Linked DNA regions of Mus musculus: regions 1 and 2 are each linked to region 3. A link is a loop called in an ENCODE intact Hi-C map of the cell type or tissue named here. Cell type or tissue: heart. All regions are shown on one strand.

Region 1 (8,000 bases), 130 kb before region 3:
CCAACAACAAAAAACCAGTAGAGCAAAACTGTGCTGAGTGTGTGTTTTGTGTTTGTGTTGTTTTCCTTCTGAGATTGAGAACTGCACTCGAGTCTTTTTTTTTTTTAATTAGATATTTTCTTTATATACATTTCAAATGCTATCCCGAAATTTCCCTATACTTTCCCCCAACCCTGCTCTCCTACCCACCCACTCCCACTTCATAGCCCTGGTGTTCCCCTGTACTGAGGCATATAAAGTTTGCAATATCAAGGGGCCTCTCTTCTCAGTGATGGCCGACTAGGCTGTCTTCTCCTACATATGCAGCTAGAGACAGGAGCTCTGGGGGTACTGGTCAGGTCATATTGTTGTTCCACCTATAGGGTTGCAGACCCTTGGGTACTTTCCCTTGGGTACTTTCTCTAGCTCCTCCATTGGGGGCCCTGTGTTCCATCCAATAGATGACTGTGAGCATCCACTTATGTATTTGCCAGGCACTGCATAGCCTCACAGGAGACAGTTATATCAGGGTCCTTTCAGCACAATCTTGCTGGCATATGCAATAGTGTCTGGGTTTGGTGGCTGATGGATGTCAAGTCTCTCCCAGTTTTCCTGATCATTTTCTCTAGCAGATTCTTCTGGGCTATGACCTTTGCTACGACAGAAACCCACTACACCTGTTAACAGAATATTGACTTTTCTCTTTCCTAGCTTTTTCAGCTGTTGGCCCTCTGTGTGGAAGAGACGTGAGGATGGACTGGTGAAAGGCCACCTGATAGCAGTGGACAGGAGGTCTTCTCTTCTTCCTGATTATCTTTCTACTCATTGTTTGGCTGATAGTAAAGCATCCAATCTGCCACTGTACTTTCTCGGCCCATTTCTGCTCTCAGAGTTGAGGTAGAAACACCTCCTTTCTGACCTCTTTAGTCTTTTCTGTCCACATAGTGTCACAGGGACTCCATAGAGCCAAAGGAGTGTGTTCACCTAGAACTTGGTCCTGCGTTCTTGAATACATCTAGATGCTTCAGGTACATGATTCTCCTGATACAAACCTCCAGGCCTGCAGATGCTATTTGCTTGAGTGTATTCATAGGATTTTGCCTGAGGCTAGCCTGGGAAGCAGTGTGTTCCTTCTTGGGCCCAAGGGATTTCTAATGGGCAGCTATTTGCAGAAAGTGCAAATGAGCATGATGCACTCCAAAGTTATGAAGAGGGTAGAGCTCAGAGTGGAGAGAGAAGAGCCTGGTATTTTTAGTACCACTACAATCTGGCTAGTGTAATCAGTTCTAACCATATCTTCTAGGTTCAATAAATAAGAATAGGAATATTTACTTGGCTTAATTTATCACCTTCAAATATTTAGACATGGATATTAGGCCTTCAGTTTTGCTCTTGCTCTGAAAATTGCAAATGGTAGAGGTAGGTCTAAAAAGAACATTATCCAGTTCTCATGTTGCCCCATCTGCAGTCCTGAGGAGGATCAAGCCAGGCAAAGAGCATACAGGTGCTCACCCATACAGGTGCTCCATCTGCCAGGATCCTTCACTCCTTAGCACAGTGCCTGACATAATTACTGGATGGATGAAGGGTTGTGGGATCGTGGCTTAGTGGAAGGGAAGATTTGCCCAGGGAAGGGTCCTTGCAGTGCCACTGGCTGCAGTGGTGTGTAACGGGCTGAAGAGGCAGTTGTACTAGGGCGTTCCCAGTGTCTGAGTATTTGTTTGTTTGTTTGTTTTTTGTTTTTTTTGGGCTCATCTGAACTTTGAATTTGAGGGATAGTATTAGGCACCCTCAGCTATGTGAGCTTGGTATGTGTTTTTATTTGCCATTTATCAGTAGCATATTTTCTCTCTGAGGGATGGGAACATCACAGTTATTTCCCCATTTGGGTTTTTACCACACATACTCATTATATGCAGTTTAATGAGGTTTGGAAGAGACAAACAAAACTACACTACGGACATGTGAAACAAAGTAGAAGACAAATATGTAAGAAATACATTACCAGACAGCCATTGTGATTGTTACTGCCCATTTAAACTGTTTTTTTTAAAGCAAAATGAAACTATTATATTTTATGACCTTTTTCGTATATGCATTAGAAGTTTTAAAAACATTTAAAAAAATCAAGTCATATGAGACAGAGTCAAGGAAATGCAAGGATTACTACTGAAGGGTGCTTTCATTGATATGCTGGAGGTGTTTGTGGTGTGACTTAGGGAGCTCTTGGTTCGTTTGAGGGACTGTATAGAAACTGAGACTTAGAAATTGTTATGGTTGCTGATGTTTCTAACCAGGGAAGTCTCAAGTGCAGTAAACTGTCTCAAGTGCTCAGGAGAAGTGTAGAGGCTGTGACCAAACCAGGAGCTGCTCTGTACTGACACTTAATTTGAAACCTGAGTTGCTTGATATGTACATGTAGTACATGTAGGTGAAGATTTTGAGAATAATCTACATTTTAAGTAATTAATTTACTTGTTATGTATTTTGAGCAAGGGTCTTTGTTGTTTTGGCTGAACTTGCGCTTTCTATTCTTCTGCCTTGGGTACGCCATGGCAAGATAATGGGATGAACCAACATGCCTGGCTTTCTTTATATTTAAAAAGTTATCTTTTAAAAAATAAACAAAGCAGAAGAAACCCTGTACTCTCCTAATATGAAGCACATGAAAAACTTAGGGTTGCAGTGTTAATTTGAGAATTGGTTGGTTATTTCTAAAAAAAAAAGGAATCAATTTCTGTTTTGTCAACTTCTTTCTGACGTGCTACAGTATTTGAGAAAAGAGTTTTACAGTAAAGACAATGTCTCCGGAGCACTCGTGGTCTGTCATAACATATAATTTAACATTGTCATGCTGATACGTAAAGTTTCTTAAAAGGAGGCGTTAAAAACATGTTTCTGCTGGGACTGCCAAAGTACTTTGTATCATGCAAAAATTCTGTGCCTTGATTAATTACAGCGAACTTATTTTGTAAGTAAAAGTAGAGTAGGCAGTTTCCTCTTAGAGTCATTTTTTTTTTAAATTTCTCTGTCTTTTATATTTTGATGAGAAAAAAAATCTTTATTCTGGGATATGACTTAGCCTAGCCAATTAGGGCAGGAAAACAAGGCTGTTCTCACTCTTAGAGCCATGCCTCCCATCTGGTGCCCATGCCTGTCCATCCAAGTCAACTTTGACCTTGGCTTCTGCAACCTCGAGCCTTAGAAAGTCAGCATTGCTGACTTGTGGGAGACTTGGGTGTTGGGGAAGCCAGAAGGAATTAGCAGGAACATGGCCAGGAATGGAGATGAGGTGGAGGACTACAGTTGCCTCACATTCTTCCTGTGCCGTGTAGGCAAGTCCTTCCCAAGGGCTGCCCTGAGAGCATTGCAGTGAGTTCAGAAAAACAGAGAATGTACAGTTTTTATGAAAGCAACAGTTGATAGTCTTAAGACGCTAAATTGTATAATGAAATTAGCAGTGGTATTTTTGTTGTTATTGTTCACTTAAGTTTAATTTTGAGACACAAAGTTTGCTGTGAAGTCCAGGCAGGCCTCCAAATTGAGATTTTCCTGTCTTAGCTTCCTGAGAGTTCTAGGATTAAGGGTGTGTACCACTTTATCTGGCTGGCTCTAATTGTACTATTTGAAAACATCTTTGTTTGAAAAAACAAAGTACCTGGGAAATGTTCCTGGGATTCTCCAGTGAGACCCCGGGTTCTGCACTTATTCTCTTAGTGAGAGAAACAGCTGCCTTTTGCTGGCATTATTTCTGTGCTACTCCCCTATTGGTGTGGATTATTTCTCTGCTCATATCCTTTAATACTCAAAGGTCATGTGTCAGAAAAAGATGTGTATGAAGGAGACGTTGCCTAAGGTCAAGTGATGGAGAGTGAGATCTGGACTTTTCTTCCCTTAAAGGTTGGTGATAGCCAAGTGCTAGATCTTAGCTAGTAAACCAAGAAAGCATTGTTTATGCAACTCTGAGCATACAGATATATAAGATGGGCTCATAAAGCAAGCATTACTGTTGATAAATTATAAAGATTTGTAATGCACACATGTCCAAACATGCCATAACTCATCTGTAGAGGTTAGAGGACAGCTTTTAGGAGTCAGCTTGTCCCTTCCTCCACATGTGTCCTTGGGATTGAACCTAGTTCACCATGTTTGGCCACAAGCTTTTCACTTGTGTCATATTGCAGGGCCCCCAACTTCTTGGATATACATGTAACTTTGCTATTTATTAATATTAAAAGCCTTTTTACATATTAATGAGGTGTATTTGCTTCATTATCTAACATAATATGTCAAAATATACTAGTTCCATTCTTGCTGAGGAACAATGAGAGGGAAATATTAAAGTCTTCATTTTTGTAATTAAGCCATTACATTTATATAGGAGCAGAAACCCGTGTGAGTAGTGAAGAGACCGCAGTTGATGACAAGTAGTGGTCTCAGATCTGAAGCACAGTGTTGCTGGCATGGAACCCCCAGGTACACCTTCACTGCATTATATTTCATAACAACAACATCTCCTGCAGTCCTCACATTCCGTTCATTTGTTTTTTTCTTACATTGGAATTGTAAAGGTAAGGGCGGTGCTATTCATCTAGAAAATTTAATTATGAGCAAAGGGTTTGCATTATCCATTTTTTCTTTGTGAAAAGGGACATTTTGAGGATATTTGACAATAAAACTAAATATTTAACAACTAGTCTAGGCTGTATAGAACTTAGTCAACTTCCCCCCAGGGACCACCAGCAACAGCAACAGCAGCAAAAACAGAAAGAGGAGAAATTTAATACACAGGGGGCTAGGCGGAGGCAAAGCCAGCTATTGCTGAAAGGTCATGGAACAGGATCCTCAACCCAGAACAATCAAGAACAATGGAATTAAGCAAATTCCCGAAGGAAAAGAACGTTTTGAGTAACTTGAGATCCTTAGGGAGGGGTTAGATTTTGGTCAGCATTAGTACTTAGGTATTTAGTGCGTATGCTTTCAGTTAATTTTATCTCTTTAAAAGTGCGAGCATTTTAATGTATTGTTGAGCCCAACAGTAAGAAACAAGCCCAGCTGTGTGCTTTACTTCAGTGTGGAAAATTTACTGAATGGAGACTCTGGGTTAGCCTTCGAGAGATTAGCAGTAGAGATAAAGTGTGTATGAAGCTGCTTGTAGATTCTAAAAATAAAACTGGCATCCCCTTCCAAAACAGGGCCGGTCTAAATAGCCCATTTCTTCTAGCATTTTCAAGCCTTCAAAGGGTTCCATTGCTTTGTAACTGTCAGATGCAAATGCCACTACTTATATTTATGATATAAATATTTATATCAAATATTTAAATTAACAAGTATGGCTTAAAACAGTTAAGGATGATGCTTGGCGAAGTGGTTCACTTCCTTATTCCTGGTGTTCTGGAGGCAGAGGCAGGTGGATCGAAGTGAGCTTTAGGCCGCCCTGGTCTACTTAGTGAGCTCCAGGTGAGCTAGGCTGCATAGTGAGACCCTAGCTCAAAATGAAGGAAAGGAAGGAGGAAGGAAAGAGGGAAGGAAGGATAGAAGGAAGGAAGGAAGGAAGGAAGGAAGGAAGGAAGGAAGGAAGAAAGAAAGAAAGGAAGGAAAGAAGGAAGAAAGAGAAGAAGGAAGGAAGAGAGGACGGAGAAAAAAGTTAAGAGTGCTTAGTACCCTCAAAGGTCCATAAAACAAATATTTTTATATACTATGTAACAAGTGGGGATGAAGAAACAAATTGTGGTAGAGTCATGTGATGGTCATATGTTTTTTCTTTAAATGATATATGCTGAAAATATTTAAATAACTGAGAAATACAGTAGAATGATAAATGAAAAATTTATACATCTTTAAATTATTGAGAGTGACAATAGCTCTTGATGGTCCAAGATGCCTAGCCTTCCTGGTGCTAGGTGGGTGCATTGTTACCAGTTACCACTGTTATGAAATGTAATGTGACAGACAGCTGTGTGTGTGTGTGTGTGTGTGTGTGTGTGTGTGTGTGTGTGTGTGTACCTGGCAGGCCCATGCCAAGGTGTGCCCTGAGAAATCATGCAGTATAACAAATCTGATATAAAGGAAGTTTCTTTGAGAGAAGGGAAGGGGAGTAAGGGCCTGAATAAGGATCAGAGCTGTGAGGGCGGCAGGGGTGGAGGTGGGGTGGGGGGTGCACAAATGACAGAGAAGGACAGGAAGAAGGACAGAGAGAGAGAGAGAGAGAGAGAGAGAGAGAGAGAGAGAGAGAGAGAGAGAGAGAGAGAGAGAGAGGAGAACGTGGGTGACAAGTAGTTCTTTTATAAGCCACACTCAGGTGATGGTGTGTCTCTGGGAGGAGCCTAGCAGACTCACCTGTAAGCTAGCACACTGGCCTTGTAATTCATTCATTCAGGCCAGCAGTCATTCGTGTGGCATCTGCTGCACCCAGGATTGAGCTGGGCTGGGACACAACGATGAATACAGTAAATAAAGCGCCCAAGCGCTTCAGTATTTGAATGCATACTTGCTATTTACTCATAAACGTTTGCTGGTAAGCTATAGAGTTCTAGTCAAATGTCACAATCTGCATTCCTTTCTTGGGTGAAAGGCTTTGTTTGCTTGAGGAATTGTGATGATATAAACCAAAGTTCAATAAAAAGAAGCCAGGAGATGAAAGTTACCTCAAAAAATAGTAAACGTACTTTTTTGAACATGTTTATTTTGGGGGGAAAACAATAGATCCTAGAATTGGAACTTGGAAATAAAATTTGATGTTTGTTAATATACCCACATTTCTTCTTTTTTGGGGGATCCTAAAGACCAAGTCTGGTTGGTATGCACTGATCTGGGCAATCATTGGGGGTGTGGCCTGTCTTCCTCACTTAACTGAGAATTCCTGAAGACAGGTACCAACAGTGACATCTTTTCTTCACCTTGCATTCAGGTTTCATGGTGTCTGACAAGCTATGGTACCTAGTTGTTTGGAGATGTGAGTGACTGATATGTTTACAGCTCACTGCTAAAACATAGGCTAGATGTGGTGTGGAGAAAAGAGTTTACCATTTGAGAAGCAGAGTCTACCAACCCCACGGCCAGGCATGTAAAACTTTCTTTTGAGTTATTGTCAGGGGGTGTCCAGAAGACATCTCAAACAGCATAAACTACTACCATTGCCCAAACAGTTATCACAGCCGGCAATATGCTTCCCTCTCTGGGATGCACTTTGGCCATGGACCACTGAGGTCATTTATAGCAGCATCTCACAGGCCTTGACAACATGAGACTGATGATGTAGCGACTTAAGCTCCTTAGAAGGAAAGTGTCATGCACATCTGAATTGGAGATGTGGTTATTTTTAACTCTAGTGGGAGTTCAGTGGCAAACAATGAAGAAAACAGGACTTCAGATTTGGATGAAAACAGACTAAAAAAGATTATGAGCTGTATGTGTGATAGTTATAAAAGTGCCTGAGAAGAATGTGAACACATTAGAGTTACTATGTATGTAAGTGTGTGTATATAAATACAGGGACCCTATGTGCATACTATATAGCGGTTACTTAGTACCCAGCGTGGATCAGTTAACAAAGTTAGATGAGGTGCCAAAATCTGTAGATATTTAGAGCCCTTATAGAAATGGTATGGCAAGAAGCAAGAACAAATGCTTTCATGCATTCTATACATACATTCTATGTACTTCAAATCAGCTAGCTTAAAAGAAAACATACTTATAACTAGTATATTTTCAGCTTCTATGTGTAGTTATTGAGAACTTGCATACTGTCTAGCACTGGGTACGAAGCAGGCCATTCTATGATTAGAATCCTCATATTGTAAATAAAGCCTGACGTTGGAGCAGAGAAGGTCGAGCATCTTCCTTTCCTGCTCTAAGGCCATCAGTAGCATCTTTCTGGTAGAACAAACTTCAAATTTCGCTTTAAGAGGTCTCTACAGTGTATTTTCCACTTTATGGCAATAACTCTGTAAAGTCTATGCTGTGATCACATCGATATTCTGTGCCTCCAAATTTCTGCTAAATTCCTTGCTTGTTGCAGT
Region 2 (8,000 bases), 52 kb after region 3:
TTGTTTTATCTGAGTACAGAATTGACAGCAACTGGTAATATGAACTCTGTGTGCCATCAGTTTAAGAGATACCATTTTCTGTATATAAAATGATAAGATGTTGTGTTTGTCTTCTAAGCCAACATGTTGTATGTTCTTTTTTAATTTCAGAAATACTCCTTTTTTGCACTTTTGACTGATGTCTTAGAAATTGAAATCAAAGACAAATTTGCCAAGAGCCGGCCCATCATCAAACGCTTCCTGGGGAAACTAACCATTCCAGTGCAGAGGCTGCTGGAGCGGCAGGCTGGGTAACTAACTGCCCCTCACTTGCCTCTCTTCTGAGATTAGTTTTTGAGGAGACAGAAGTGAAGCTTGGTAGTCCCTGGGTGTGTCTTGTCGATAAGAAGTGGAATGTGTCTCTTTAATAAGTGCCCTTATGCTCAATAAAGTGCACTGGACCCAAAATACCTTGTTCCAATGATTCACCTCCTTGTGGTATCAATCCTTTCCCAAGTCTCACCTAGATAGCAGTCAGTGACCATTCTCCTGCTACTCGGCTGGTTCGAGGGCATGTTGAAATCTTGCTGTGACACCCTCTCATGAGAATGTTCCACCCTCATCTTATCCTGATAAATTCCATCCACAGGGCCTACCTTTATTCCTGAAACACAAAAACCAAACTTATTTGGAGACTTAGATTTAGTTTTTCACTCCTGTAAGCTGTCTATGTAAGTTGTGAGTAGTTAAGAAATACAACATGCCCCCACCCATTGTTATGTAATACATAGTTTTATATCGTGGCTACTAGCAAACTCAATACTGCAAGTACTCTGGGGCGGTATTAGGTCATTTTGTGTGTCTTTTTTTCACTTCAGAAGAACCTTTTGAATGTGTGGTAATATGAGCCCCCTCCTCATAGCGGCAGTGGGGGCAACCCCCTCGGATGCTGGGTTGTTACCCTGCCCATCGTTAGACTATTTCAGAGACTTGTCCACATAGTGTCAGCAACTCCCAGAGGTGGAGGGTGTGATGCTAGTCATTTCAGAGATGAGGCTCTCAGGCTGCAGGTGGGAGAGCCGAGATCTGAGCTCAGTCCCTCTGCTCTAGACCCGCTGCTCTCTGAAACATCTGGAGGACAAGTTGTAGTTGTTCCCTGCCCGGGAAGCTGGCCCTGCATATTCACTGCACTTTTTACACCTTGAGTTCTGCCTGTAAGTGTTGCCAGTGGAGACCTGACCCTCCACATTCACTTCAGGTTTCTGGGGTTTCTGTTTCCTCATCTGAAAACGATTACTCAGACTATGAGGCCCCTCTAGCCCCATCAAACTCACAGATTCTGATGGATTCTGTTCCGCTTGATTTTCAGAAGATGTGACCAGGGTGGGTGGACAGCCCACACAAAATAAAGCAATAATACAAAACTCTAGGAGCTTGGTTTATCTGATAAAAAGCTGAGACATGACAGTTATTTTTAAAGATAATAATTATAGCTTCTAGAAGATATATTTTGAGAACTTTTGAAATTATTCTTAGCGTGTATCAACAGTGAATGATTATGTTAGGAATCAACTGCAATAAAGCTAGTATATTTCTCACTTGATTTATATTAATTATAACCATCTAATTCAGGTACTATATCTGTATCCATTTATGTACTGATAGCAAGATTGATCAAGGAATGGCTTGAGCTTGTCAGTGGTGTTTGTGTTAGTCTTTTAAAGAGCTAAACACCCACGGGAGAGACAGACCCAGCTCTGTGTGTAGTGTAAGGAAGTCCAAAATGCATTCACAAAGTGTCAGAAGTGAGATGTCTTTCCATGAACAGGCTAAAAGCATTGCCATCGTACCAGATACTGGCATATGTTAAAATTTCTGACCTGATTATTGTTTTCTATTGAGTAATCAATACATCTTGAAAGGGCTGTACTTTGGTTAGTTACACATTTGGTGAACTGCAGCTATCTGAAATAGGTGATAGTGTCCAGGGCAGGGCTTTATGGGATAATCTACACTTCCTAATCTTTTTTTAAAGCATTTGTTTAACCGTAAAATTTTCCATGGCATGGCCAGCTTCCTTTCCAAAAGACTTGTCACGGTCCTATGGTTATCATTTTCTCCAATTAGTGGGAGAATGCCTCGGGCATCTAGAGAAAGTCTTTTGTTGTTTGTTTTTTATAATAGTAGTAATGTATAGCATATTCTTCGTAATGATACATCATAGCAGGAAGCAGCTTGAGTCTGGATGGGCTGGACAAACTCAGGAGGAGAACCGGGACCCACACTCCGTACAGAACACACTCTTCATGGAGGATCCAAGAGGCATAGGCCACTTTTCTGAACTGTGATATGGGAGAGTTGAATTGAGGATGTTTTTCTCAGTTAAAATTATTCCACGTAATGGTTCTTGTTTGGCAGTTAGTTATTATGTATCCATTAAGTGCCTACTAAATGTCAAGCACTGTGTTGGGCATTGGAGATGAGACAGTAACTAAAACAGATGTGTACAGTCCTTTCCTTATAACTCTTATAGAACACTCATTCTCTACCTTAAACATTGCTTTTGCAAATCTTCCCTCATTAGCATCACTAGTGGTTTTTGGCAGAAAATGGAGACGCAATCATTTTATTTTGACAAGAAAATGATGGATTTATTAGATGACTAGGTGTCAGAAAGTAGAGGCTAGGCCTTGGGATTTGCTGCTGGGCATACTCACCAGTGTGCAAGCACTTCTGTATGTCAGGGGCTCCCTGAATGGTGTGAATACAGCGGTGAATAGGAAAGGTGCATCCCTGTCATTGCACCAATTGCAGCTGCTATGGAGTTCTATCAAATATTCTGATGTAATATGCGTGTAATACCTGTTTGAACTCCCTGTTCAGCAAGAGTATTGATGGCAACATGACATTCAGGTATCCCACAAGTAGAAAATGGCAGTAAGAGGAACACCACCCAAAGCAGCCTGGAATCACGGAGACTGTGTGTCAGATGAGCTTGTAGTACAGAGGATGCCTGACAGGGGCTTCCTCAGTGGGGTAACGTGTATCTCATCCCCAGTCTGCCATCCAGTAGCTTCTTCTTATGGTAGCTACTTACCTTCATATCTTCCTCTAGTAAACAGGGTTTGTGCTTCCTCCCTGGTGGCCAGGGAAGTAAAGAGAACAGATCCCTAGAGCCCCGGGAATGTGTACATGTTCTTCAGTGAACACTTCAGGTGGGAAAGCAAACTGTTGGACAGCATCAGTCTAGGACAATAATATCAACATCATAAAAAGATATGTCTCAAGAACTTACTTATGAATTCAGATGAATTACAAATTGATAAAATTTTATATATATATATATATATACACACGCATATATATGTATGTATATTTGTTTACAAAACAAAGCTCTATATGTTGATGCTGCAAAGCTGACTAAAGGCTCTATAAAGTAGTGGTGCAGAGGCATCTCTTCCCAGAAGAGCCGGTAGAGGGCAGCGTGAGAGCAGAAATAGTGTGACTTGATTAGCCTTTTGGTTGTCTGTAATTAGTTGTCAATCAGCTGACTCAGGATAGGAGTTCCTTGTATTTGAATCTGGAAAATAGACATGGACTTGAAACAGCTGGATAATCCTATCCTTATGCCAGCCAACAGCCTAAGACCACCACGAAGGCAGGCCAAAAAATGAGCAGCAGGCCAGTTGTGATCAAGCCTAGCACCAGACATGGGATTCGGTACTCTCCCTCATTGCAGAACACCTGAGGTTTGTACCTGAGAGTCAGTAGGTTCCCCAGGAATGAGAGCATTATCTCTAGTCCCTTATTTTGCAGATGAGGAAGGTAAGGTCAGCCCGTGCGCACACACACTTACACACACATACACACACACACACATACTCACAATAGGAGCTGCTGTCTGGAATCAACCTGGTTTTATATTCTCATATTGTTCTCTCTTCTTTAATGTTTCCTATAAGGTGACTTTCTTTTTGTCCCTGGGCCACGTTGTGCTCCAGCCTGTATTTACTTCAAATTCTGAAATGTTCAAGGGACAGCCTGTGGGTCTGGGGTGGCCTGTGGGAAGAAGGCAAAGGTACACTCGGGATGAAGGGCTGTTTCTTCCCCTGCAGGGACCAAATGCTCAGCTACAACCTTGGCAGACGGCTCCCAGCTGACCACGTGAGTGGGTACCTCCAGTTTAAAGTGGAAGTTACATCTTCTGCTCACGAAGGTGAGGTGTCTCTTGCTGCATAAGCACACACTGTCCATTGATAGTTGGCATTTAAATGGAATCATTCTGTGTCCAGTGCTGGAAATGGAATGGCTTTCCAATGACTGCCAGCTTCCAAAGCACTTAGGAGAGTCTGGTTAGCAAAAAACGGCTCCAAGAATTACGTTTGCGTTACGAAGGTAGTCTGCAGAGATCGAACCTATACCTCCTGTGCCAGATGTTACACGGGATACTCATTTAGTGAGGAGTAGTGAGTTCTAGCAGCCAGTGACACGTCAGAGTCACCTTTGGGATGACTGAACTCAGCAAACTTGTTAGTTTCAGGACAGTAGGTCTTTCTGTCTTCTATTGAATGCTCACCAGTGCTGCTTCCTCACTCAGATGCTTCTCCAGAGGCTGTCGGCACCATCCTCGGAGTCCACACTGTGAATGGAGACCTGGGCAGCCCTTCCGATGAGGAGGATATGCCAGGCAGCCATCATGACAGTACTATCTGTGCTAATGGGCCAGTGTCCGAGGACAGTGTTGCTGATGGCACCCCTAAGCATTCTTTCAGGACTAGCTCTACCCTGGAGATCGACACGGAGGACTTGATCTCTACTTCTTCTAGAAATTCACCCCCCAGGGGCCGCCAGGATTCCCTCAATGATTACTTAGATGCTATTGAACACAATGGCCCCGCCAGGCCAGGGGCAGCCTCCTCCTCTGAGCGGTCCATGGGAGCCTCTCCTAAACTGAGGAGTAGTTTTCCCACTGACACAAGACTCAATGCGATGCTTCATATTGACTCAGACGAAGAAGACCATGAGTTTCAGCAAGACTTGGGCTACCCATCTTCTTTGGAGGAGGAGGGAGGCTTGATCATGTGCAGCAGGGCGTCGAGAATTGATGATGGGAGCCTGACATCTCAGACCAAACCAGAGGATGACAACCCTGTGGAGAATGAGGATGCCTCTATACATGAAACTGCATCCTTAGAAGAGAGGCTGGAGAATCTTCCAGAGGTTGCAGATGGCTCCTTGCCATCAAGTACAGCCCCTGATGAAAATGAAGCCAACCTGGAGCCTCAACCCAGTGCAGACCAGGGTAGCACTGAATTGTGTAGCTCTCAAGAAGTAGATCAGCCCACAAGTGGTGCAGATGCAGGAGCTTCTGACACATCTGGAGGGAGCCGCAGAGCTGCCAGTGAGACCGAGTCCCTGGACCAGGGATCTGAACCTTCCCAGGTGTCCTCTGAGACAGAACCCAGTGACCCTGCAAGGACAGAGAGTGTGAGTGAGGCCAGTACCAGACCTGAGGGGGAGAGTGACCCGGAAGGCGCAGACAGCTCATGCAATGAGAGCGTGACTACACAGCTGTCCTCCGTGGAGACACGGTGCTCATCTCTAGAGAGTGCGCGATTTCCAGAAACCCCCGCCTTTTCTTCTCAGGAGGAAGAAGATGGGGCCTGTGCAGCTGAGCCCACCAGCAGTGGCCCCGCAGAGGGGTCGCAGGAGTCCGTCTGCACTCCTAGTTCTTTACCTGCTGTGCAGGTGCCCAGCAGGGAAGAGGAAGGGTCAGCGGCTGAAGCTGCTGCTTTATCTGAGCAGGGGGAGCTAGGGGAAGTCTGGCAGAGGAGGGGGAGTCTTGAGGGAGCAGCCGCTGCTGCTCCTGCTGCTGCTGCCACTGATAGCCAGCCCCAGGAAGATGGGGATGCTGGGGATGCCCAAGGTGCCTGCGAAGGGGCCACTGCCCAGGAGGAGGGCGCCACTGGAGGTAGGATATAGAAGACAGCATGACTCTTGGCTTAAGCGTAACTGCTCAAAAAGAAATCATATAATTTACATATGTGTATATGCATAATTTACATGTATGTGGATATATAATTTACATATGTGTAGATATATGTACTATATGTAAATATATCATTGGCATGTATGTGTATATAATTTGCATGTGTGTAGAAGTATGGTTTGTGTATATGTAAATTGTGATGCAGTTTGCATGTATAGGTGAATAAGAAAATGAATTCCTCCTCTGGGGTTTACCAATCAGCAAAAGAATTAAAGAGGGGAAAATAAGGAAGCAAATGTATAGATACCTAAAGCCATTCTTATGCATCAGGCCTCCCAGTCTGGAGAGACCATCATTTGCCATTCACATAGCTAGGAAGAAGAGGGCATGATTTCCATGCACACAGACCTCAGTTCAAATTCAGTCCTTTTAAAGCAGGCATCATCTATTGCTGACATACGAGGCCTGGCAAGCAGTAGTCTTCCATCTTAAAGAAGATACAAAACCAATCAGTACATTGGTGTGATGTGTAGGGCGGGGATGGGGAGTACTGCAAGCCGCTCACTCTTAAAGCTCCAGAACAGGAAGTCAGTGTGAATGGGGAGGAGGGAAGCACTGTTTAAGTCTGACGTTGCAAGTTCAGACATAAAATTTGTATTTAAGATGTCCTAGAGAGAGGCTGGAAAGGGGGAAAGGGGGAAAGGACAGTCTCTGGTGCCTAAATAACACAGACTCAAAGAAAAATTGTTTCTTTTCATTTGGAATAGTGATTAACCCCAGGGCCTTGTATTTGCATGTCAGGCAAACTGTATGAGTGAAGCACAACCCAGCCCTAAGAATTATTTTCTTATTGTATGTTTTATTTTCTACCAAAATTATCCCCTTCTTTCCCTCTGAATCTTATTTTGCTTTTCACTATCTTATGGCCACTTTGTGACCCTAAAGCGTTAGTTATGAGCAGGCTAGAGGCAGAGAGGAGCAAGGGGAGCTACATGCTGGGAACATTTCTCTAGGAGCCTCTTCTGGGCCTACATCCTTGCGGGAAATAAACTGAAAGAGAATGGAGAGAGCAGCCTTGGAACTGATGTTTGAATTGTTTGCTTGCTTCCTTTGTATTGAGACAGAGTCTTTCTGTGTGGCTCAGGCAAGCCTGGAACTCTCTAGCCTCCTGCCTCATTCTGCCAGTACACCTATCCTAGGTGTGTGTTTTTGTTGGGGGGGGGGGGGGTAGTGGGGGCATTCATTTTGATGCAAAAGGAAAAGCAATACCTGGGTAACTTTCTACCTTTTACCCTAGGTTCTCAAACCAATGGCCACCAGCCCTTGAGGTCACTACCTTCCGTGCGCCAGGACGTCAGCCGGTACCAGAGGGTGGATGAGGCTCTCCCACCAAGTGAGCAGCTGTTAGCTAAAGGTTTACCTTACTGGCAGTGTGCAAAGGTGACAGGCAGATCCTTTCCCTGGTTCCTGGAGAAGAAGGTGTCTGAGAGATGCCACTTGACCAGTGGCTGGAATCTGAGATGCTCTGTCCAGGCACTCCCCTCTGGTACTGTTCTGAAGGAAAGGGCAGCTAGGATGAGCCAGCATTGTTCAGCCCATGGAGTGAATGCCATAATCCCTAGGTTTCAAGCATCAGTTGCATAAGAGAACTTTTTAAAATGCTTCACAGCAGTGTGATTTTCTTCAGCACCTAGGCGAGACGGACAGGTTTTCTTAGAAAAGCCTCACCCTGCAATGCACTAGCTTTCATCCCTTTCATCATTTTAAATTATTAAATACAGGGTCTTATTTTTTTTTCCTTAGGGATATACAGAACATGCTATTAATTTCAGAATTTACCCTACAGACTTTTGGGGATTATAACCATTATTTGAGAAATTAAAGGGTGTGTCAATGTCTTACTTTTAGAAGATGCTGAATGCTTTGATAGATGGTTGAGGATTAGGGGTGTGAGGGAAATGGTTCACAGCCCAAATTAGTGATACTCTTCACTCCTCATTAGCACAAAATATGAAGTCTGCTAAAGTTTCTC
Region 3 (8,000 bases):
TCCATGTGTTGGTGTGATTCCTATGTGCCAGCACTTAATGTCTCCCCATATCCCATACTTTAAAGCTCTTATTTTTTTCTTTATTAGATATGTTCTTTATTTACATTTCAAATGTTATCCCCTTTCCTGCTATCCCCTCCGAAAACCCCCTATCCTCTCTTCCCTCCCCTGCCCACCAATCCACCTACTCCCACTTCTTGGCCCTGGCATTCTCCTATACTGGGGCATAGAGCCTTCTCGGGACCAAGGGCCTCTCTTCCCATTGATGACCGACTAGGCCATCCTCTGCTACATATGCAGCTGGAGCCATGAGTCCCACCATGTGTTTTCTTTGGTTGGCGATTAAGATCTTCTTGTTAATTGGGAATTTAGTTCCTGCTCTATGTACAGTATTGGGTATATAGTAAATTTGAAATCGATTGTAAAAGTAGTTTGTGCTAGGGACAAGCAGGATCCTTTATATAGGAATGGGGGAGGTGGGTGCATTTAAGACAATGGATGGTCCAGAATCTGGGAGTCAGCTGAGGTGCCATACCTATGTATGACGATCAGGCCTGGAGACCTATTCCTGTACTGTGAGCCTTCCAGTAGCCCAGGGGAATCTGCTGTTCTCTCACTAGAAAACGGCCGAGAACTCAAGGTTTTGAACTGTTTTTCACTGAGAATGAGATCAGAGACACTCTGTTATTAAGTCTGCTGTAAACTGGCTACAGCCACCTTTGATGCTAATAAAGAGACTGAATTAGTGTTTTCTGGGCCTATTTACTGATCTAATAGTGACTAAGGCCATTATGAACCCACTGGCAAGTTAGTTAAGATGCTGCAGTTTTCAGGAGTGTTACTTGACGGAGGCAGAATAATGTACAAGCACCTGGCTTTGAGCATTGTTTCGATCTGGGTTCAAATCATGTCAATCATGAATCTGCGGTCTCTTCCTCTGTTCGTGGGTCTAACCTTGCTACCGACTTCATTCTTAGAGCACTGCGGTAGCAGTCAGCAGAATGTTGCTTTGTTCGTTTGGTTAGTTGGTTTGTTTTGTTTTTACAGACAGGGTGCCTAGCTCTGGCTGGCCTCAAACTTGAGCTGCCTGTGCCTCAGCCTCTTCACTGTTGGAAATGCAGTTGTGTGCCAGAGACCATTTTAAAAGCAAAGTCTTTATGTTCCTGGCACATAGTAGGCACTCTATCTACATTTGCTACTGTTTCCCCACGCAGGAAAAGCGTGATGATTTGTCCCAAGACTGCTCGGGGTTTGTCAAGTATGGCTGGTGGGCTTTCCAGCACCAGAACTCGCATAGCTCAGTGGATCATTAGAGCATCCAGGAAGTGGGTGTTAGGGTCACAGGAACAACACAGAAGAAAATGCAGTTGCCAGCTGTAAGGGAGAGCTGACACCCCATCTACCTCCTTCCACAGGAAACTCACCACAACACTAGGACATTTCACCTTGTTTACCTGCAGGCGTTGGAAAGGTTTTATAGTCTTAGATTGCATTCAGCAAGTACTTAGTAATTGCAGGGTGTGATACAGATGGGCTCATAGCTTCACAGAGCACTTTTCTATTTAAAATACTAATGAGTCTGAATTGGGTATTCCCCCTCAAACTCTTTTGAGTATAAGACAAGGGGGCTGAAGAGATGGCTCAGTGGTTAAGAGCACTGACTACTCTTCCAGAATTCCTGAGTTCAATTCTCAGCAATCACGTGGTGGCTCACAGCCATCTATAGTGCGATCTGATGACCTCTTCTCATCTGTCTAAAGACAGTGACAGTGTATTCACATACATAAAATGAATACATAAATCTTAAAAAAAAAAGAGGCAAGGGTACAAGCTGTATATTTTTATTTTTGAAATTTTCTGCCTTTCCTCCATCCAGCCTTTCCCATGTACTCTCTCAAAATCATGGTCCACTTCTTTAATTATTCTCTCTCTCTCTCTGTCTCTCTGTCTCTGTCTCTCTCTCTCTCTGTCTCTCTCTCATTGTGTGTGTGTATTCCTAAATACAAAACTATAGTCTGCTCAGTCTGTATATGTTACATGTATGTATCTCTCTCTCTCTCTCTCTCTCTGTCTCTCTCTCATTGTGTGTGTGTGTGTGTGTGTGTGTGTGTATTCCTAAATACAAAACTATAGTCTGCTAAGTCTGTATATGCTACATGTATGTATTTTTCGGGGCTGGCCATTTGGTACTGGGTGACCAGTTGGTGTGCTCTGGGGACAACCATTTCTCCTGCTCTCAGCATTCCTCAATTGTTTGTAGTTTTTTGTCTACCATTGAGGTTCCATGGGTACTGTGGAGGCAGCCATGTTGGTGAGACCTCACATGTGTAGCTTCTGCTATTTCCAGGAGATGAGCTCTGACATCACACTTCCTATCTTCTGGCTCCTGCTATCTTTCTGCCTCTTCTGAAATAATTCCTGAGGCTTAGGTTGGGGGTGGGGGGGTTGGGCTGCAGATCAGTTGGGGCTGGACAACACACGGTCACTTCCTCTCTGCATTTTAATCAGTTGTGGTTTTCTGTGATATCTGTCTGCTATAAGGAAATTTTTCTTTGATGAAGGGTGAGATCTATACTTATCTGTTGATATAAAGATAATTATTTAGAGTTAAGAATTATTTTTGGTTAATAAAGTGGGTTCTCCTTCTTTATCCAAGGCTAGCTTTGGGTAGTTGGCTAGGTTTCCAGGACCAGACATGATTTTCTTCTTGTTGAGTGTCCCTTCCAGTTAGAAGAGCTATTGATTACTGCCAAGGTATATGCACCAGTATGACAACCTTTGGGCTATCATGTCTTGCAAATCATTGCTTTAGTTCATAGGGATCTTAGATAGGTAGGATGCCTGGTTGCTTCCCTTTCTTGAGTGTTTTCATGCTGCCTTCTGGTATCACAAAAGCTAGTCTTCAGGTGGGAGGCTTTCAGGTCAGATCCATCTAGGCTCTCCAGGTTTTGTGTATGAAATCCATGGTGGTGTCAGCCTCTGGGAGGCAACTGAGTATAACAGAAACAGCCTGTACTGTTTTGGCAGACTCTTGGAAATCCTGATGAACAACTCAAAACAGAGCTTCTCACACCTTTTTGTGTTTTGTTGTTTGGTTGGTTTTTAATTGTTGTTGTTGTTAAATAGTCTATGGCTCTTGAGTTGGAGCATTGTCAGCTCAGATGGGAATACAGATACACACACAACAGAAAGAGAGAGAGAGTGTGTGTGTGTCTGGAAAGAGAGACCCATCTATACCACTCCTCTCATCATATGCCCAAAGGACTGGACATCCTACTCCACAGACGCTTGCTCAGGCCATGTTCATTGCTGCTCTATTCACAACAGCTAGGAAATGCAAACAAACTGAAGGTCCTTCAACTGATGAATAGTTAATGAAAATGTGGAGCATATACACCCTGGGGTAATATTCAGCTATAAAGAAAAATGAAATTGTCAGGTAAATGGATGAACCTAGAAGAGATCATGTTGAGAGAGGTAGTCCTGACCCAGAGAGCTCCAAATCTTCAGATGTGAATACATAACCTGGAGTAACTATGGAAACCAGGAAAGCAGAATGAAGTCATAGGAGGGGGAGTGATAGAGACAATAGTAGTGTTGAAGTGATTTGATGGGGGGAATGGGGCCTTTAGTTAGGGAGGGGAGAAGGAGATTAATACAGAAGAGAGGAGAGGGTAAAATAACAGGAAGAATGTCTAGAGAGTTATAAGGAATTATTTTATTTTCTATCTACTTAAATTACATATAGTACATATAAATCTGATACTAGCTATACTTATTATTGTAGCCATTTATTCATTAAAAGTAAGGTCAGAAGATAACTTCTGAATTGATGACTGTTTGGAGACTTTCATTAAAGCTATATATTGTTTGCAAAGGCTCTAGTCCTTTTTAATAATTTGAGGTGATAAGTCTACAGATTCCTCACTGGACTGATGTGGCTGCTCCCAGTCCATTCACTAGCTTCAGGGAAGGCCATAGCTGATAAATGGGAGTGGTGTACTAGAGATTCCAGAGAGCAGCTTCTCTGTCCAGACTCTATCAGACTGTGTGTGTGTGTGTGTGTGTGTGTGTGTGTGTGTGTGTATAACTCATTCCTTGGAATTCTCCCATGGAAAAGCAAAGGAAGGAAGCCGAGGGGAGGATGGGGCGATTACATCCTGTACCCTTTCCAGGGAGTGGCCACATCTGCCTCAGCAGAAGGGACATAATGGGATGTGTTTTTTCACTTAGGATGCCTGGGCAGTAACAAGACTTGATGTGTGGCCAGGGCAGCTCAGTGTTGTTCTCAGCTGGACAGGACTGTTCTGTATAGGTCACCTCTAGTTCTACCTAGTATTTCATTTCTAGAACATCCGAGGAGCAGGGAGAGGCAGAGCATCAGCCAAGTGGACTTGGCAGGCCCCCAGGAACACCTGAGGACTCCGGGCCTGCTGTGGCCTTGGTTCTGGCTGCCGCTGTGACGAAGCTGCCAAGGGTCTAGGCCAGGTGCATGCTTTTAAGCAGAATGTGACATATCCCTCTTGCTGCTTCCTGCGCCGGGATCGAGCTGATGGATTCTTCCTAGCAAAGACACAGAGGAACTCTTGGGGACTCTTAAAGGTAAGGTACAGGAAAAGTCTGGACTCCTACTTGACTTCCTTGTCCAAGTGTAGGTTTGTGCCTCTCTGTGCCTCTCTCTGAGAAGTTCTTCAGTGTAGTCCTCTCCATTGGTTACCAGTGGTGACTAGTGAGCTGTGTGCTGTGTTTGCCATATTTAGTACTTGACAGCATGGTGCAGGAGACCAGTGCAGGGATTAAGACAGGAAACTTCTGTAGGAAACAGGAAGTCCCCTTGTTGACTTTTTGAAGCCCCCACCACCACTCCCCCACCAGCCCCGTTTGAGTGGATTGCTTCACTGTGTGTGGTAAGTACAGCTTCTCTCTCCAGGAATATTTTTTTAAAGTGCTGAGACTCTGAGCCTAAAGCAGGTTAGATTATCTGCCCCTGGAGAAAGTTACTTATTGATTATTATTTTTTTTGTGTGAAATTTGAAGCTTTTCTTTCAGGGCATGAGGTGCTAAAGCATGTTTCTCTTCAAAGGAAGCAGTCTGTGGACGAGCTGTGGAGACGTGTCCCAGAGACCATGATGTAACAATGATATTAAAATTAAAAACAAAAGGGGGTTATCCATGGGTGACACAAGGCGACAGGGACACCGAGACACAGAGATAGATAGATAGACAGGATTTTATGTATTCCAGCTGACCTTGAAGTTCCAATAGCCAAGGATGACCTTGAACTTATTATCTTCCTGCCTCTACCTTCTGAGTGCCGGGCTTACAGATATGCGACACTGTGCAAAATTTATGACGTTCTAGGAATCAATCCTTGGGTTTATGTGATAGGCAAGCACTCTTCAACTGACTTCTGCTCCCAGCTCTGGAAAGGTTTTTGTTGTTGTTGTTGTTTTGGTTTGGTTTGGTTTGGTTTGGTTTTGGTTTTTAAAAATACGATAAAGAAGGGTTTTGTAATCAAAACCCATTATTGTCATTCGTCTTGTACACGTGCTGCTGAAAAATTTGTTCTGCGTTCCTTGTGTAGAGAGAAGAGGGCACCTCTGTGTGGTTCTAATAGAACTAGACTAAGGTGCATTAAGCATTGAGTGACTTCCATTCCAGAACCAGGCAGGTCTACAGAGCTATGTGCCTTGTGGCAGTTTCTACTTGCTATACAGTATTCTTACATACAAGCACATGTGCCAGATGTGCAGCCTTGTGGCAAGTGTTGGTTAAGAAAGAAGAGTTTGGGGCTGAGGAGAAGCTCAGTCAGTAACGTGCTTGGCACGGAAGCATGGGGACCTGAGTTGAGATCCCCAGAACTTGTGTAAGATGTTGGGATCAGCAGCACATGACGGTAACCGCAGTGGTGGGCGGGCAGGAGGATCCCTGGAGCTCACAGCTCAGCCATTCTAGCCCATTGGTGAGTGTGGCAGTGTGTGCTTCTAACTCCAGTGCTGGATCAACAGACTGGGACAGTCCTTGGGTCTCAGTAGGCAGCTAGCCTAGCCTGAGTGGTGAGCTCCAGGCCAAGGAGAGACCTTGTCTCAGTCATTGTGAGGATGGCGCCTGATGTTGTCCTCTGGCTTCCAGATGCATATATCCAAACACATGAGAAAACACACACACACACACAGAGAGAGAGAGAGAGAGAGAGAGAGAGAGAGAGAGAGAGAGGGGACACACACCACAAATTGAAATAAAAAAACTAAAATGTGAAAACATGGAGGAATGTGCTTTGCATATGAAAATCGGCTTCCTTTGAAAGAAGGTTGAGGTAGATGAAAAGTTCTACAAATGTACGTGTTTCACTCCCGTGGTTTCCAGGCTTGCACCGTCTATTCATATCCTCACTGCAACCCTTCTAAGCCAGGTACCATTAGAATTTTATACACTAAGGAAACAAAGCGCGTGCCATAGAATGGAGAAGTGAAGCTGAAACTTCTCGCTCCTGTAGTCAAACTGCTGCCTCGACAGTCAGAGGTGCAGTACCCATTGCATCTGCAGGATAAGCTCTGCACGTGAAGACAAGCACACTTCTCTTGACACATAGAAAGTCCATGTGGACTTAGTGCTAGTGATGTAGATGTGGTGTTGCATTGAGGTTTCTGCTAAGGTATAGAGATTGGGAGCCTTCTGTGCTGACTGAGTACAAAGCTGGGCTTTGAGGAATTGTTTGGATAAAGAGAGGGGCATAGGGTAGACCTAAAGAATGAAATTATATGATGGTGGTTTGATGTGGAGAGGTGAGAGGTGACTAAGCTACCTTCCGGGGTTGCTGAACTAGAGTCAGAGCTGGGTCCGTGGCCTTTTGCTCTAAGGGTGGAGATTTACATGTGCCACAACTCTGTTCTTCCCTCCTTAAACTTCCAGTCCGTGACGTTCCAGCATGCTCAGTGTGGATGCTTGCAGTGGTATGGCAGACAGTGACATGCAGTGTGTAGGAACATGGTCTTAGGGTAGGGGTCTAGAGTTACTGTGTAGGTACTGGAGGTCCTCATCTTGAACATATTTCTAAAACCTCTCTGATGTCACTTCAGAGAGCTGTGGGTGGTTTTAATGAACTAATAGAGTTTAAATGCTAGGACAGGGCTTGGCAGCAGACATTATGTAGTTACGTATCTGGACTGTGGACACTCACTCCATCAGAACAAAATCTCCACTCCTTTCCTCCCATCTGAGTCTTTACCACATGGGACACTGCCCAGACAGTAGTGGTACTCAAAGAACATTTGTTGAACCATGTTTTAACACTGTTACTTTCTCCATCCTGTCTACGATTGTTACTTTCTTTTGATCTTTTGAGGCTTAAACTGTTTAACTATCTTTGACCTACTAACAGGTTTCCCCAAATTAAAGCCTGTACGTTTCTCCAAATTAAAACCTGTAGAAAAAGATATTTTTTTCTGTATTTTAAGTGGTTTTCCTTAGGATACAAAATAATGGGTTGTGAGTTGTGTACAGTCATGTGCCATTACTTTGTTCATATTCATTCTCTGAATTATCTGCCTTGACCTTTCCACCTCCTGCTGCTCTGCTTCCTTCCTCCTTTTAAATGGTCTTCTTCCTCCTGCTTTTATGCTTCTCGAGCGTGTGTGTGTGTGTGTGTGTGTGTGTGTGTGTGTGTGTGTGTGTGTGTGTGTATGCTGAGCAGTGTAAGCTATGTCTATATTTAACTGACCTATTGTGCTGGCTTTTTTTACGTCAACTTGACACAAGCTAGAGTCATCATAGAGGAAGGAGCCTCAATTGAGAAAATGCCTCCGTAAGATCCAGCTATAAGACGTTTTCTTAATTAGTGATTGATGTGGGAAGGCCCAGCCCATTGTGAATGGTGCCATCCGTGGGATGATGGTCCTGGGTTCTATAAGAAGGCAAGCTGAGCAAAACATATGGAGCAAGACAGTGAGCAGCACCCCACCGTGAACCTCTGCATCAGCTTCTGCCTCCAGGGTCCTCCT

Evidence for each region. Hi-C counts contacts between places; a loop is a spot of excess contacts. Peaks named below come from ENCODE experiments on the same cell type or tissue, not always from the same donor. Only the 100,000 strongest peaks of a DNase experiment are listed, where the experiment ranks them.
Region 1: a loop joins it to region 3, with 5 times the contacts of the local background. A loop is called at or near these places in 3 of 42 quality-filtered maps.
Region 2: a loop joins it to region 3, with 1.8 times the contacts of the local background. A loop is called at or near these places in 5 of 42 quality-filtered maps.

The regions. Positions count from the first base shown.
Region 1 is chr1:54,106,260-54,114,259 of GRCm38, reverse strand. The region is part of intron 1 of Hecw2 (HECT, C2 and WW domain containing E3 ubiquitin protein ligase 2); the gene reads left to right. Among named protein-coding and RNA genes, the nearest start is that of Hecw2, 85 kb to the left of the region's middle. In heart, no CTCF peak of the experiment used is centred here; a DNase peak (open chromatin) is centred at 3,199.
Region 2 is chr1:53,923,260-53,931,259 of GRCm38, reverse strand. Hecw2 (HECT, C2 and WW domain containing E3 ubiquitin protein ligase 2) reads left to right here. Exons shown (of 29, transcript NM_001001883.3): 7 at 151-290; 8 at 4,095-4,195; 9 at 4,577-5,950; 10 at 7,266-7,361. Among named protein-coding and RNA genes, the nearest start is that of Mir7681, 78 kb to the right of the region's middle. In heart, a CTCF peak has its summit at 3,454 (motif pointing right); no DNase peak of the experiment used is centred here.
Region 3 is chr1:53,974,797-53,982,796 of GRCm38, reverse strand. All of the region lies in intron 2 of Hecw2 (HECT, C2 and WW domain containing E3 ubiquitin protein ligase 2), which reads left to right. Among named protein-coding and RNA genes, the nearest start is that of Mir7681, 130 kb to the right of the region's middle. In heart, no CTCF peak of the experiment used is centred here; a DNase peak (open chromatin) is centred at 4,176; H3K4me3 peaks cover 1,756 bases; H3K27ac peaks cover 1,674 bases.